2 separate regions of the Homo sapiens genome follow, and region 1 is linked to region 2. A link is a contact called in ENCODE Hi-C or POLR2A ChIA-PET data. All regions are on one chromosome and are shown on one strand. The core of a region is the stretch at or near the end of the contact, and the rest is flanking DNA. Distances in the headings are between cores, read along the strand shown.

Evidence for each region. Hi-C counts contacts between places; a loop is a spot of excess contacts on that map. ChIA-PET counts read pairs that join two places held with the same protein, here RNA polymerase II (POLR2A). Pooled maps may share reads with other maps.
Region 1: a loop to region 2 is called in a map of naive thymus-derived CD4-positive, alpha-beta T cell, with 8 times the contacts of the local background. The contact joins the enhancer-like site here to the promoter of DDX5 in region 2. A Hi-C loop is called at or near these places in 2 of 168 maps with a recorded cell type or tissue (CD4-positive, alpha-beta memory T cell and naive thymus-derived CD4-positive, alpha-beta T cell) and 6 of 50 pooled maps. POLR2A ChIA-PET finds 5 or more read pairs at or near these places in 17 of 52 experiments (A549, AG04450, B cell and 14 more).

What each region holds. Positions count from the first base shown.
Region 1 is chr17:64,345,645-64,352,285 of GRCh38, reverse strand. It overlaps PECAM1 (platelet and endothelial cell adhesion molecule 1), which reads left to right. Exons shown (of 16, transcript NM_000442.5): 12 at 1,853-1,906; 13 at 3,964-4,026. Among named protein-coding and RNA genes, the nearest start is that of PECAM1, 42 kb to the left of the region's middle. Within about 2 kb of position 3,990, at least 8 of the 41 ENCODE cell types and tissues checked have a DNase peak (open chromatin) inside an H3K27ac peak, as active enhancers do; they include CD4-positive, alpha-beta T cell and CD8-positive, alpha-beta T cell, where a contact is called at or near this core.
Region 2 is chr17:64,505,039-64,511,268 of GRCh38, reverse strand. It overlaps DDX5 (DEAD-box helicase 5), which reads left to right and starts at 4,980. Exons shown (of 13, transcript NM_004396.5): 1 at 4,980-5,193. The coding sequence starts at 5,150. CEP95 (centrosomal protein 95) reads right to left here and starts at 4,292. Exons shown (of 20, transcript NM_138363.3): 1 at 4,153-4,292; 2 at 2,549-2,677; 3 at 989-1,096. The coding sequence starts at 4,171. RefSeq lists enhancers at 3,680-3,789, 3,502-4,118, 4,100-4,189, 4,390-4,629, 5,330-5,459 and 1 more and a silencer at 5,820-5,889.

The DNA of each region.
Region 1 (6,641 bases), core at 2,741-5,240, 160 kb after region 2:
GAGAAACCCTGGCTTCAACAGGGTACTTCATCTCATCAGCCACTGGGCCATGTAATATACGGAAACGTAAAAGGAAAGGTAACATATTTTATTCTAACTTTGCCACCTTCCAAACTCCCCGTAGAAGAAATATGGAGAATAATCATAATGCCTTCAAAGACTTTGAACATTGCTCCAGCGTAATATTATAATTCTCCATTTTCAAGACAGAGACCAGGTATTGAATGAAAACATTGGTAAAACATCTTCTCAGATGGAATTATTACAAGCACAAGACAGTTTTACTTCAAATTTGCCACAAAGGGAATGCAATTTCAATATTCTCTCAGTAAAGGCATAAATAAAGTGTTCCAACTAAGAAATATCTATTCATAAGGCTCATCAGTAGCTTCAGGGTCAGCTCAGCTGAATGAGTAGCCAGTCCTAGGAGTTCTTAATCCCAGGTTAGTAAGAAAATTGCTCAAGCATTTCAGCAGGGATGCTACTTACTTCCCAGAGGGGGCTATAATTACATCACAAAAAGTCCTGTCCCAGACCAAATTTGGAACACTCTTCCTCTTTTCTTTCTTTCTTTTTTTTTTAGACAGGGTCTTCCCAGGCTGGAGTGCAGTGGTGCAATCTCAGCTCACTGCAGCCTCTACCTCCCAGGCTCAGGTGATCCTCCCATCTCAGCCTCCTGAGTAGCTGGGATCACAGGCATGTGCCACCATGCCCAGCTAATTTTTATTTTTTGTAGAGATGGCACTCTACCAATGCTGGTTTCAGACTCCTGGGCTTAAGAAATCCTTCTGCCTTGGCCTCCCAAAGTGCTGGGATTACAGGTGTGAGCCCCTGAGCCCAGCCACTTTTCTTGCTTTATCAGCAGGTTTGGTCATAGAATGCTCATGTTCTTTTCTAATTCTATAAATGTCTCACAAAATAAGAAATTTTTAGGATATACTTTTTACAGAGACATATTTTGCTTGAGAAATATGTTTTAAGAATTGAGTAATTCATATAGTACTGAATCATAAACTTTAAAAAAGGAAAATAAAATATTTGTAGTAATAAAAGTAATGTGTCAGTAAATAGAAACGAGCAAATATATTGTTTAAGAAACTATATTCTAGGCTGGGCGCGGTGGCTCACGCCTGTAATCTCAACACTTTGGGAGGCCGAGGTAGGTGGATCACTTGAGGTCAGCAGTTCAAAACCACCCTGGCCAACATGGTGTAACCCTGTTTCTACTAAAAATACAAAAAATTAGCTGGGCATGGTGGTACATGTTTATAATCCCAGCTACTCAGCAGGCTGAGGCAGGAGAATCCCTTGAACCTGGGAGGTGGAGGTTGCAGTGACCTGAGATCTCAACATTGCACTCCAGCCTGAGCAACAAGAGCGAAACTCCATCTCAAAAAAGAAAGAAAGAAAGAAACTATATTCAGGCCAGGCATGGTAGTTCATGCCTATAATCCCAGCTCTTTGGGAGGCTGAGGTGGGAGGATCACTTGAGGCCAGGAGTTGGAGACCAGCCTGTGCAACAAAGCGAGACTAGGAGAATCGCTGGAATCTGGGAGGAGGAGGCTGCAGTGAGCCGGGATCGCACCACTGCACTCCAGCCTGGGTGACAGAGCAAGACATTGCCTCAAAAAAAAAAAAAAAAGAAAGAAAGAAAAAAAGAAAAAGACTACACAGCAGGTCAAATGGAGCCCACAGGAGGGCCAACGAGGGGACCCAGGACCCAGAGACAGTGCTGGTTGTCACTACACTGAATAAATCAGGCTTGACTTTGTTAGGGGTACTGAATTTTTAAAAGGTTTTAGAAAACTAGAATTTCCCTTGTCACTCACCCTAATTGTTATTTTTCAACTAGGTCACAATGACGATGTCAGAAACCATGCAATGAAACCAATAAATGATAATAAAGGTAATTATCTAATTACATGTTTTTATTAGAACCAACTTTTACATTAAAAAAAAGACTCATAGGAAAAGAAAACTAAAACTTGAAGGACTGTGGATAATTTCCCACCTCTCTTAATGACCCTGTACCCAGCCGATGTGTCAATGAAGGTAGCTAGCTGCTTTCACCAGAGATGCTATCTAGTGTCCTCAGTGGGAAAGTCACCTAAATCAAAGTAGGGAAGAACTGGGTTATACTCAAAAAACAACTTCCTGACTCATAATGAGCTACTGGGTAAGGCAGTGGGACCTCTTTTTTCTTGAGCATTGAGGTGGTGATTTTTAAAGACAATGGACAATAAATTGCTCTCTTCTGCCTGAAGCACTGAGGGATTGGACTAAATCATTTTTCAAAATTCCTTTCGCTCTGGGCTGCTGCCATGGGAGCTAAGGCTCCTAACAAAGAGAAAGGATTCTGTTAAGGTCTCTTCCTTTCTTTCTTTTTTTTGTTTTTTTCTTGAGACAAGAGTCTCGCTCTGTCAGCCAGGCTGGAGTGCAGTGGTGCGATCTCGGCTCACTGCAACCTCCACCTCCCGGGTTCAAGCAATTCTCCTGCCTCAGCCTCCCAAGTAACTGGGACTACAGGCGCCTGCCACCACGCCCGGCTAATTTTTGTATTTTTACTAGAGACAGGGTTTCACTGTGTTGGCCAGGCTGGTCTCAAACTCCTGACCTTGTTATCTGCCCACCTTGGCCTCCCAAAATGCTAGAATTACAGGCGCGAGCCACTGCGCCTGGCTCTTTTTTTTTTTTTTTTGATACAGAGTCTTACTCTGTCACCCAAGCTGGAGTACGGTGGCACAATCTTGGCTCACTGCAGCCTCCGCCTCTCGGGTTCAAGCCATTCTCGTGCCTCAGCCTCCCAAGTAGCTGGGATTACAGGTGTGTGCCACCATGCCCAGCTAATTTTTGTATTTTTAGTATTGGTGGATTTTTACCATGTTGGCCAGACTGATCTCGAACTCCTGACCTCAGGTGATCTGCCCGCCTCAGCCTCCCGAAGTGCTGGGATTACAGGCATGAGCCACCACACCCAGCCTGAAATGTATCTTTGACTGCAGAATCATTGTTTTGGTAGCTGATGAGAATCCCTATTCTTTAGGGCTTTAAAAACAAAACAGTAATGTTATTTTTGACTTGAAGACAAACTACTTTTCTAGCTTTCACCTTAGTACCCTGAGTGATTTCATTCACGTGTATGCCTCACACTCTCCAAGTATTTTTAGGGTAGTGACCCCTGTTCCCCATTTCCCGAAATCCTCTCAGTCTTGGAGGTAGCTTTGTTTGCCTGTGGCTGTGGAGAAGGCTTCCAGCATCTTGAGTGAGACTGAATTGGGAGAACTGCTGGGGCTGATACTGGGCTGTTTTCTGTCTCTACTGACCTGTTCCAAGTCCCCCCACTGTAGAAACAGGGACCTAGGCCAGAGGGTCCCTCCACATCCTGGTAACAGAGGAGTCAGGGAGGAAACCATGGGCCCCGAGGCCCTGTATCTGCCTCTGGGACCAGTGCGGGGTTCGTACTCCCTTCCTCATCCCGAATGGAATTAAGCCTGTGTCTGGCTGCCCCCTCAAAATACAGAATACTTTAATAACCTGAATGAAAATCTAGCCGGGGGCAGTGGCTTATGCCTGTAATCCCAGCACTTTGGGAGGCTGAGGTGGGCGGATCGCTTGAGGTCAGGAGTTCAAAACCAGCCTGGCCAATATGGTGAAACCCTGTCTCTACTAAAAATACAAAAATTAACCCCGTCTCTACTAAAAATACAAAAATTAGCTGGGCATGGTGGTGCACACCTGTAATCCCAGCTACTCAGGAGGCTTAGGCAGGAGAATCACTTGAACCCGGGAGGTGGAGGTTGCAGTGAGCTGAGATCACACCACTGCACTCCAGCCTGGGTGAAAGAGTGAGACTCTGTCTCAAAAAAAAAAAAAAAAAAGAAAAGAAAGTCTCTACTTCTATGATCTGAGGTGCCCACAAGAGATTCCACCTAAACAACAAGCTGCTGTGGTTTCTTTGAGCAGAGCCTCTGAACTCAGACGTGCAGTACACGGAAGTTCAAGTGTCCTCAGCTGAGTCTCACAAAGGTAAGTGCCACTCGAGTGAGTCCCCAGGCATTGCCTTTGGCTTGGGTTTAAACCCCAGTGGTGGCGGGGGTGCTGTGTTCAGTGAGAAGAGTCTGTGCACCCTCAGTCGCTCCAAAGGAAGTGATTAGCAGACCTACCGGCCTGCTAAGACTGGAAGGAGCAAAGGCCCCTGGCCCTGGCCCTGTCTCTGAGCTGTAAAATTTCAATAATTTAAAAGAAAAAAAGAAAAGGCCAGGCACTGTGGCTCACACCTGTAATCCTAGCACTTTGGGAGGCCAAGGCGGGTGGATCACCTGAGATCAGGAGTTCGAGACCAGCCTGACCAACATGATAAAACCCCATCTCTACTAAAAATACAAAAATTAGCCGGCTCTGGTGGCGCACACCTGTAATCCCAGCTACTCAGGAGGCTGAGGCAGGAGAATCACTTGAACCCGGAAGGCAGAGGTGGCAGTGAGCTGAGATTGCGCCACTGCATTCCAGCCTGGGTGACAGAGTGAGACTCCATCTCAAAAAATATATATATATATATAAAATATATAATATATATAATATATAAATATAAATACATATATAATATATATGTTTTCTTTGTGTATAATATATATTTTATAATATTTTATATATTTTTATTTTTTATTTTTATATATTTTATATATAATATTTTTATATTTATATTATTTATATATTTTTTATTTTATATATATATATATATTTTTTTTTTCTTTGTTGAGACGGAGTCTCACTCTGTGCCCAGGCTGGAGTGCAGTTGCGAGATCTCAGCTCACTGCAACCTCTGCCTCCGGGTTAAAGCGATTCTCCTGCCTCAGCCTCCCGAGTAGCTGGGATTACAGGCATGCACCGCCACAGCCGGCTAATTTATTTATTTTTTTTTTGTATTTTTAGTAGAGATGGGATTTCACCATGTTGGCCAGCGTGAACTCGAACTTCTGACTTCAAAAGATCCACCCCCCTCAGCCTCCCAAAGTGCTGGGATTACAGGTGTGAGCCACCACACTCGGCCTCAATAATTTTAAAAATTAATTAAAGAAAAATAGAGACAGGGTTTCGCCATGTTGCCCTGGCTGGTCTCAAATTCCCGGGCTCAAGCAATCTGCCCACTTTTGTCTCCCAAAGTGCTGGGATTACAGGCGAAGCCACCACACCTGGCCATTTTTGATAATTATTAGTTATGATACTACTAATAATAGGTAAGATTTATTGAGCACTTACTAAGTGCCAGGGAATTAGGAAGTACTGAGCAATTTGTCCCTTCCAGAGGTAGACCCCCTGCCAAACCCAGTGTGTTCCTAAAGTTGCTTGTGCAGACTGAATGTGTGTCAATCAAATGCATGTTTCAAGATATCGAGTGCTTTGCCATTTAGAGGGACACTTAGGTAAAGGCTTTTGAAAGCACAAGATCCCTGTCCGTGTGAGCAGTGGCACTGATTTTACACCTTGGGTTTTGTTTTTGTGTATGTGGTTCTCTCAAGGGCAGGCTGGCCTGGAAGTCCCTGTCTCTGGTTCTATGCTGGGGAAATGGATGCAGAGTGGGCTGCTCCATAGAAAATGCTAGAACATCAATCTCGTTTGTTTTGGGCACCATAAAAAACATGCATCTCCTGGCCAGGCACGGTGGCTCACACTTGTAAACCTAGTACTTTGGGAGGCCAAGGCAGGTGGATCACTTGAGGCCAGGAGTTCGAGACCAGCCTGGCCAACATGGTGAAACCCTGTCTCTACTAAAAATACAAAAATTAGCTGGGCGTGGTGGCGCATGCCTGTAATCCATCTACTGGGGAGGCTGAGGCAGAAGAATCGCTTGAACCCGGGAGGCAGAGGTTGCAGTGAGCCAGGATCAAGCCACTGCTCTCCAGCCTGGGTGGCAGAGCAAGACTCCGTCTAAAAAAAAATTAAAAATGCATCTCCTAACTGTCCTCCTCCTTTGCGAACCCAGATTGGGCAGTACACAGTCCCCGGGGGTCACTGCACACTCCTGCATGCTCAAAGGAAACAGTGGCTCCTGCACGCTCAAAGGAAGCAGTCTCAGAACCTTCCTGCCCAGCTGGGAAGCTCCCTGGGATCATTGCCATCTGTCTCCCTTCCTCTGAGGCTAACCCCAGGCTGCATCCACCTAGCCAGGCAGGCCTGGGGTAGTTTTCCTGACTGTGCAGGCTGAATGCGTGCAGTTTTCCAGGCCGTGCCAGCCACTAGCCAGACCACATGGCAATGGGGTCCTGAAATCACCCCTTGCTCCATGATCTGGGAGGAGTCTTGGACTTCTCCTTGTCTTCTCTTTTTGAGCCTGGGCTGAGTGTCAGCAGCTGTATGCACAGAACTTTCCTTACAGGGATGCCCCGTAGAGCCGCTGGGCTGTGTGCTGCACCACTGGGGCACATTCCCATAGCCTACCAACAGAATGGCCCCCGGGGGTTGTGTACTGCCCAATCTGCACAACTCACTTCCAAGTCTAGACTGGACCTGAGAGGGGTGGGGAACGCGGCAGGCCTGAAGCTCTCTTCCTCATTTTTTTTTTTTTTTTTTTTTTATGACAGTCTTGCTCTTGTTGCCCAGGCTGGAATGCAATGGCACAGTTTCGGCACACTGCTTCCTCT
Region 2 (6,230 bases), core at 3,731-6,230:
CTAATAAATTTTGGTCAGACAGGTTGCTCTCAAAACCCTGTCTCCTGATAAGATGTTATCAATGACAATGGTGCCCAAAACTTCATTAGCAATTTTAATTTCACCCCAGTCAGGTGGTCCTGTGATCTCGCCCTGCCTCCATTTGCCTTGTGATATTCTATTACCTTGTGAAGTACTTGATGTCTGTGACCCACAACCTATTCGTATACTCCCTCCCCTTTTGAAAATCCCTAATAAAAACTTGCTGGTTTTTGCAGCTTGTGGGGCATCACGGAACCTACAGACATGTGATGTCTCCCCCAGACGCCCAGCTTTAAAATTTCTCTCTTTTGTACTCTGTCCCTTTATTTCTCAAACCTGCCGATGCTTAGATAAAATAGAAAAGAACCTACGTGACTATCGGGGCAGGTTCCCCGAAGGCCAGGCACAGTGGTCCAGGCCTGTAATCCCAGCAATTTCACGAGTGGAGCCAGGTGGATCAGCTGAGCCCAGGAGTTCCAGACCAGCCTGGGCAAATGGCGAAACTCTTGTCTTTACAAAAAATAGAAAAAATTAGCCAGGCATGGTGGTGCACACCTGTAGCCCCGGCTACCCGGGAGGCTGAGGTGAGAGGATCACCTGAGCTTGGGAGGTTGAGGCTGCAGTGAGCTGTGATTGCACCACTGCACTCCAGCCTGGGCAACAGAGACTCTGAATCAAAAAATAAAAATAAATAAAACAACATAACATAAAAACAAAAAACACACCTCAAATTACCAGCTAGGATATTTACGTTTCAGACCCAGATCAATTGCAAAATCAATGTTCAGCTCTCCTGGAAAAGTTCTCATGTATGGACCTGACCTCTATCAGTTGATTGTCTTAGCTCAATCTTACAATTTGGTCTACTCCATAAGCTCACTCATTTGGTTAAGTAAACAATGTCTACAGTTCTAACAATTATTTTTACTAAAATGCATAATTATGTGATAGTTATACATATACCAACCTGTTATGTGAGACAAGCTGACCTGCAAGTAGTCCAAGGCCAGTGAATCAATTACTGCTTGTACATTGTGTGCATCATCTTCTTGACTCCTAGGAATAACTATGAGGTCTGGGGGGGGAAAAAATCACATAATTTTGTATCCATGAGAGGCCAAGTTTTCATCTCATTGTCTCTGACTAGGCTACTGAATATGCTCAACTGCTATAAAGGCTCTGCCCAAACAGAACATGCTGTAAAGTACAGATAAAGTTAATAAACCCTGAACTCTACACAGCAGAATCTTTACTGGTTGAGTATTTATTGATTGAACCGATTTATCAATATTAGACTGGTTGAATACGGTTGAATATTTATTACACCATATATATATATATAGATATATAGATATACATGAATATGCTTTACAAGAAGCACCATGTTAAGGAAGATAAAGTGGTCCCTAAATTCAAAGACAGCTAATAGTCTAATAAGGGAGCCAAGACATGATACTTTAACCCATAACTATGGGCTACTTTCTACGAAGAAAAAAAAAACACAGCAGGCATTCAAGGAGCGTTCTTATATATACACATATGTATGTTTATTTATTATTTATTGAGACAGGGTCTCGCTCTATCGCCCAGGCTGGAATGCAGTGGCGTGATCTTGGCTCACTACAACCTCCACTTTCCCGGCTCAAGCAATTCTCTTGCCTCAGCCTCCCAAGTAGCTGGGTTTATAGGCGTGCACCACTATGCCTGGCTAATTTTTGTATTTTTAGCAGAGATGGCATTTTGCCATATTGGCCAGGCTGGTATTGAACTCCTGGCCTCAGGTGATCCACCTGCCTCAAGTGATGAGCCTCCCAAGGTAATGGGATTAGAGGTGTGAGCCACCGCGCCTGGCCCTTATATGTCCTTTTGAATAGCCAACTAGAATTATTGGTATAAAGATTTAAAAGGTCAGCACAGGCTGGACGTGGTGGCTCATGCCTGTAATCCTATCACTTTGGGAGGTAGACGGGAGGATCACTTAAGCTGAGTTGGTACCACCCTGGTCTTGAACATAGTGAGATGGTGAGCAAGATGAAAGGACATATGCGCTTATTAACTGTCTTGGTAAATGAGGTTCATCATCTACAAGCATCAATTCTTATCCCTAGCACTGGTTAAGTAACAGAATCCAATAAATTCCCAAGCTCCACTCAATTTTACAACCTTTGAAGGTACATTTACAGAAAAGATGCAACTTTCACAAGGCAGTAGCCATGATTAGGTTAAGCCGTGATTATCAGGAGCCCTCAAACTGATCTGCTCAAGGCCGTTATTATGAGTGGGTTCCACAGGGTATTCCTTAAGGAATACAATATTATAATTATACAATATGTGATATTAAATACAATTTAATATACAATATTTATTTTAATATTGTATATTAATATAGAATTTAATATGCAATATTAAAAAAAGAAACAAGCAAAGAGAAAATGAAATTTTATAAATATCAAAGAATCTAACTAAAGGACTAAAAACTTTTGGCCTAAGATATAGGCAAAATTACTCCTGCTTTTAGTATTCTTACCTGGTACCTTTTCTCCCAAAATAGACTGATAAAGAGCAATAAAAACATTAGCATCACAGTCTTGAAGTTCATGTATTCTCAGATGTATATGACACTTAAAAAGAAGGTTATTGGCAATGGTTACCCACTCTGTTGGGAAAAAGGGGGAAAGATCAGTCTTAAAAACCACCAGAAAAAAATCACACAGACATTTAAAAAATCCAACAACCTCCCCCCCAACAAAAACAGACACTGAACTTTGCAGAAGATAAGGAATTTGATTGTTAGAGAATTTCAAAGACCCTTTAGGCATGGTTTTTAAAAAGATGTATTTAATTTCTTGGGATGATTTCCAGAGTGCTGTAATTTCTACATAGTCAAAACTATACTGCAAATTCAATTGATACTGTTGCAGCCTAAAATCTTAAGTTACTTATATAAGCCTTACATGGGTGTTTTTAGTTAAAACATATTTACAAGTAAACAGGAATATTATGTCATAAACAACAGTTTAATGATAATCCGAGGTTACCAGAAACTCATTAATGGAGGCTGCTTCGCACTTGCAATAGTATTGGTCTTGTGTTTACCCAATTATCTTGTGCAAGTCAGGGTTTCTCTGGTGCCGGAAAAAGTGGTGATTAAACTTAGGCTGTTAAGAACTGGTATAATAACAACATCAACGGTAATGCATTTGTTAGTTTTTCTTTTTTATTATATCGATCTATATGAAAGAAAATATGGGAAGTACATGAAGCTCAGAATTATCAATACTGTTGACGTTTCCTGCGTACCACATTCTCCTCTCCCCTAGATATTGCTGGGATTTGCAAAGTTTAACGGTTTCTGTACCAAAAGTAACTTAGCTTAAAATACTTGTTCCTTGAAATGCCTGGGAATTGGTAGGAAAGCACTTTCAATCGGTATTAGAAACAAACATCTCCACTATGTTCTGGACACGTAACGTTCTGGAAACGAATGAGAGTGTATTTTCCATGCACATAATCCCCCTCCCCACGCCCATTTCTCACAGCTGGCCAAACCATGACAACTGGTTTGTACGCAGTCCTTGTGAAAAGGATGAAAGCGTCCTAGACAACCAAATTAATTCGCTCTTCAAAAGCGGTGCTAGACAAAGCCCATGACTCTAGAGGGCACTGAAGAGAAAAAAGCACAACTATTCTACAGGGGCATATTCTACTATTCTGCAGGGGCATAATAAATCTTAAGAATGCTGTTCCTTTAAAGACCAATACAAAAGCAGGTACGACCTCAGGGCCCATAGTGCAAGGGCGGAGGGCACACGGACAGCGGCTAGACGCCCCACAGAAAGACAAGTCCGGGGACGACCCTTCTGACCGCTCTTTTTACAGCCAGGACCCAAGTGTCCTACCGGCCTCGCCCCAGTGCCTCTCTCTCTCCCACAGCATACTGCTGTTCCACGGCCTCGAAGCGAAGAGGTGGTGAAGCTGAGAGACCCTATCCAGGGAACCCGCCAGCGCGACGCGGCGTCTGAAGGTCACGAGCCCCGCCGACAGCCCAGACCCAGTCCGGGCTAGCCCGAGGCCTCCCTGGAGGTGGACGGTTTCAGTCCACACATACTGGGACCCCAGGGAGACACTCACCAGCATCCGAGCCTGCCATGTTTCAGAGGCAGGTCGCCGCCGGACTCCGACGCGGCCGGGAAGGCGACGGTGTCCTGGAAGGACCGATCCACGCAGACCCGACACTGGGGCGCGGACGCACGAACCAAAGCGCGGGGAAGGAGGCGTGAAAGAAGGACGGACGTTAAAAGAGCTTCTCGCCGCTGATTGGTCATCAGAGGAGCACTTCCTTTCACAGGACGTGAAACGGGGGCGGTTTGGGAAGTTTAGAGACCATTCTCCGCCGACCAAAACCCGTCAAAGGATTATCAGACACGCGGGTCGGACGGTCCACATCAGCCGGCAGCCCGGGCGGGTCCCGGGGTGCGAGCAGCGCACTTCCGGTGAGCTATTTCGTTTTGTATCCCTCCGCCGACGTCAACGGGAAAGTAGTGCGGACCGCTCTCTCGGTGGTCCGGGGTGGTACAGCCACGTGACAACGCCAGGCCCCGCCTTCCCCCTCTTTTGGTTACAGACGTGAGGGCTCTTTGGAGACGTAAACATCTCCGAGTGGCGAGGGTGGGCGGGGCTGGGCTTGGGAAAGGGCGGGGTGGCTTGCTTGAGGTGTGGAAAGACCAGAAGAAGGTGAGGTCAAGAGAGTGCAGAATGAGGCATTCCAATGGTGGGTGGGCCCTGACCTGAGAGAGTGGCGCGGGGAGGGGTGAAAGCGCGGCGATCCTGGAACGCCAGCGGGCGTTGCGGCCTATGCGCGAGGGGCGGGGCGATTAGGTCATAGAGCGGCTCCCAGCGTTCCCTGCGGCGTAGGAGGCGGTCCAGACTATAAAAGCGGCTGCCGGAAAGCGGCCGGCACCTCATTCATTTCTACCGGTCTCTAGTAGTGCAGCTTCGGCTGGTGTCATCGGTGTCCTTCCTCCGCTGCCGCCCCCGCAAGGCTTCGCCGTCATCGAGGCCATTTCCAGCGACTTGTCGCACGCTTTTCTATATACTTCGTTCCCCGCCAACCGCAACCATTGACGCCATGTCGGGTTATTCGAGTGACCGAGACCGCGGCCGGGACCGAGGGTGAGTTTGGGAGCCGAGCTGTCAGGCCTGGCGGGTGGGGGGATGGGAGGGCGGGTCAGGGTGGCGGCCGGCGGGGGCTTTGCGGCTTGGACTTGGCCTTTCCGGGCTATCTTGGGACTTCCTTTCCCGAAGGCTTGCGCCATTTTGATATTCACGTCACAGTGATTGGAAGAGATTTGACGGTGTAGTGTCTTCAAGCTTGCTTTTTGTGTGGGGATTGGGGAGCTGTCGGGGCGGCTGCCATTTGGTAGCTGTTGAGGGAGTTGAGAGGGAGCGTATTGTGCGGATGAAAGCGGGACGCTTCGAGGCAGACGAAGGAACATCTGTTAGGTGCGGCGTTTCGGGAGGTGTTTTTGGGGTGGCCGGGCATTCTGTGGGAGCGAGGGGACCACTTCCAAAGCCCTGGTGCTGTTGGGGTAGGAGGGCGGCCGGCATCAGCCATGTGGCTGAGTCGCGAGTACAAAATGCCGGCCTCGGACATGGCGGCGGCGCCTTTGTTACCCCGCCCGGCGGAGGAGCTCAAAATGGCAGCGTCGAGAAAATGTGGCGCAGAGAGAAATGCGAGACAAAGGGGGAAGCGCCGCCCCAGCGGGAACGCCGCCCGGCCGACTCCGCCCGGGCCGGGACTCCTCCCCCGGTAGTCGCCGGCTCCTCCTTTTCTTTTTTCCTGCGTTATATAATTTTGATTCGTTGATCCGGAGCTCTACCGCGGCGTTCCCCCAGCTGGGTTTGCTAGCAGAAGTGTTTCTGAGAAAACCCTTGTTCTGTTATCGCTGACTGTACTGTTTAGGTTCTTACCACTAAAGCTGTTTGGTTCCAAAACGGCCATATGAGTAACATCGTCGTGATGCTCTTCGGTTCATGTAGCCTTGTTATTGCTGATAGTGAATTGCTAGGCTGGTGGGGAAGATTACAGTAACCACAAGAAGTGGTGTGTGCCAGAATCCCAAATTCTGGCATGTGGGTGACAAGTTTCCGACATGATAAATCCCCGGCTTCCGACATGATAAATCCCAGGCTGTTTACATGACCTAAGT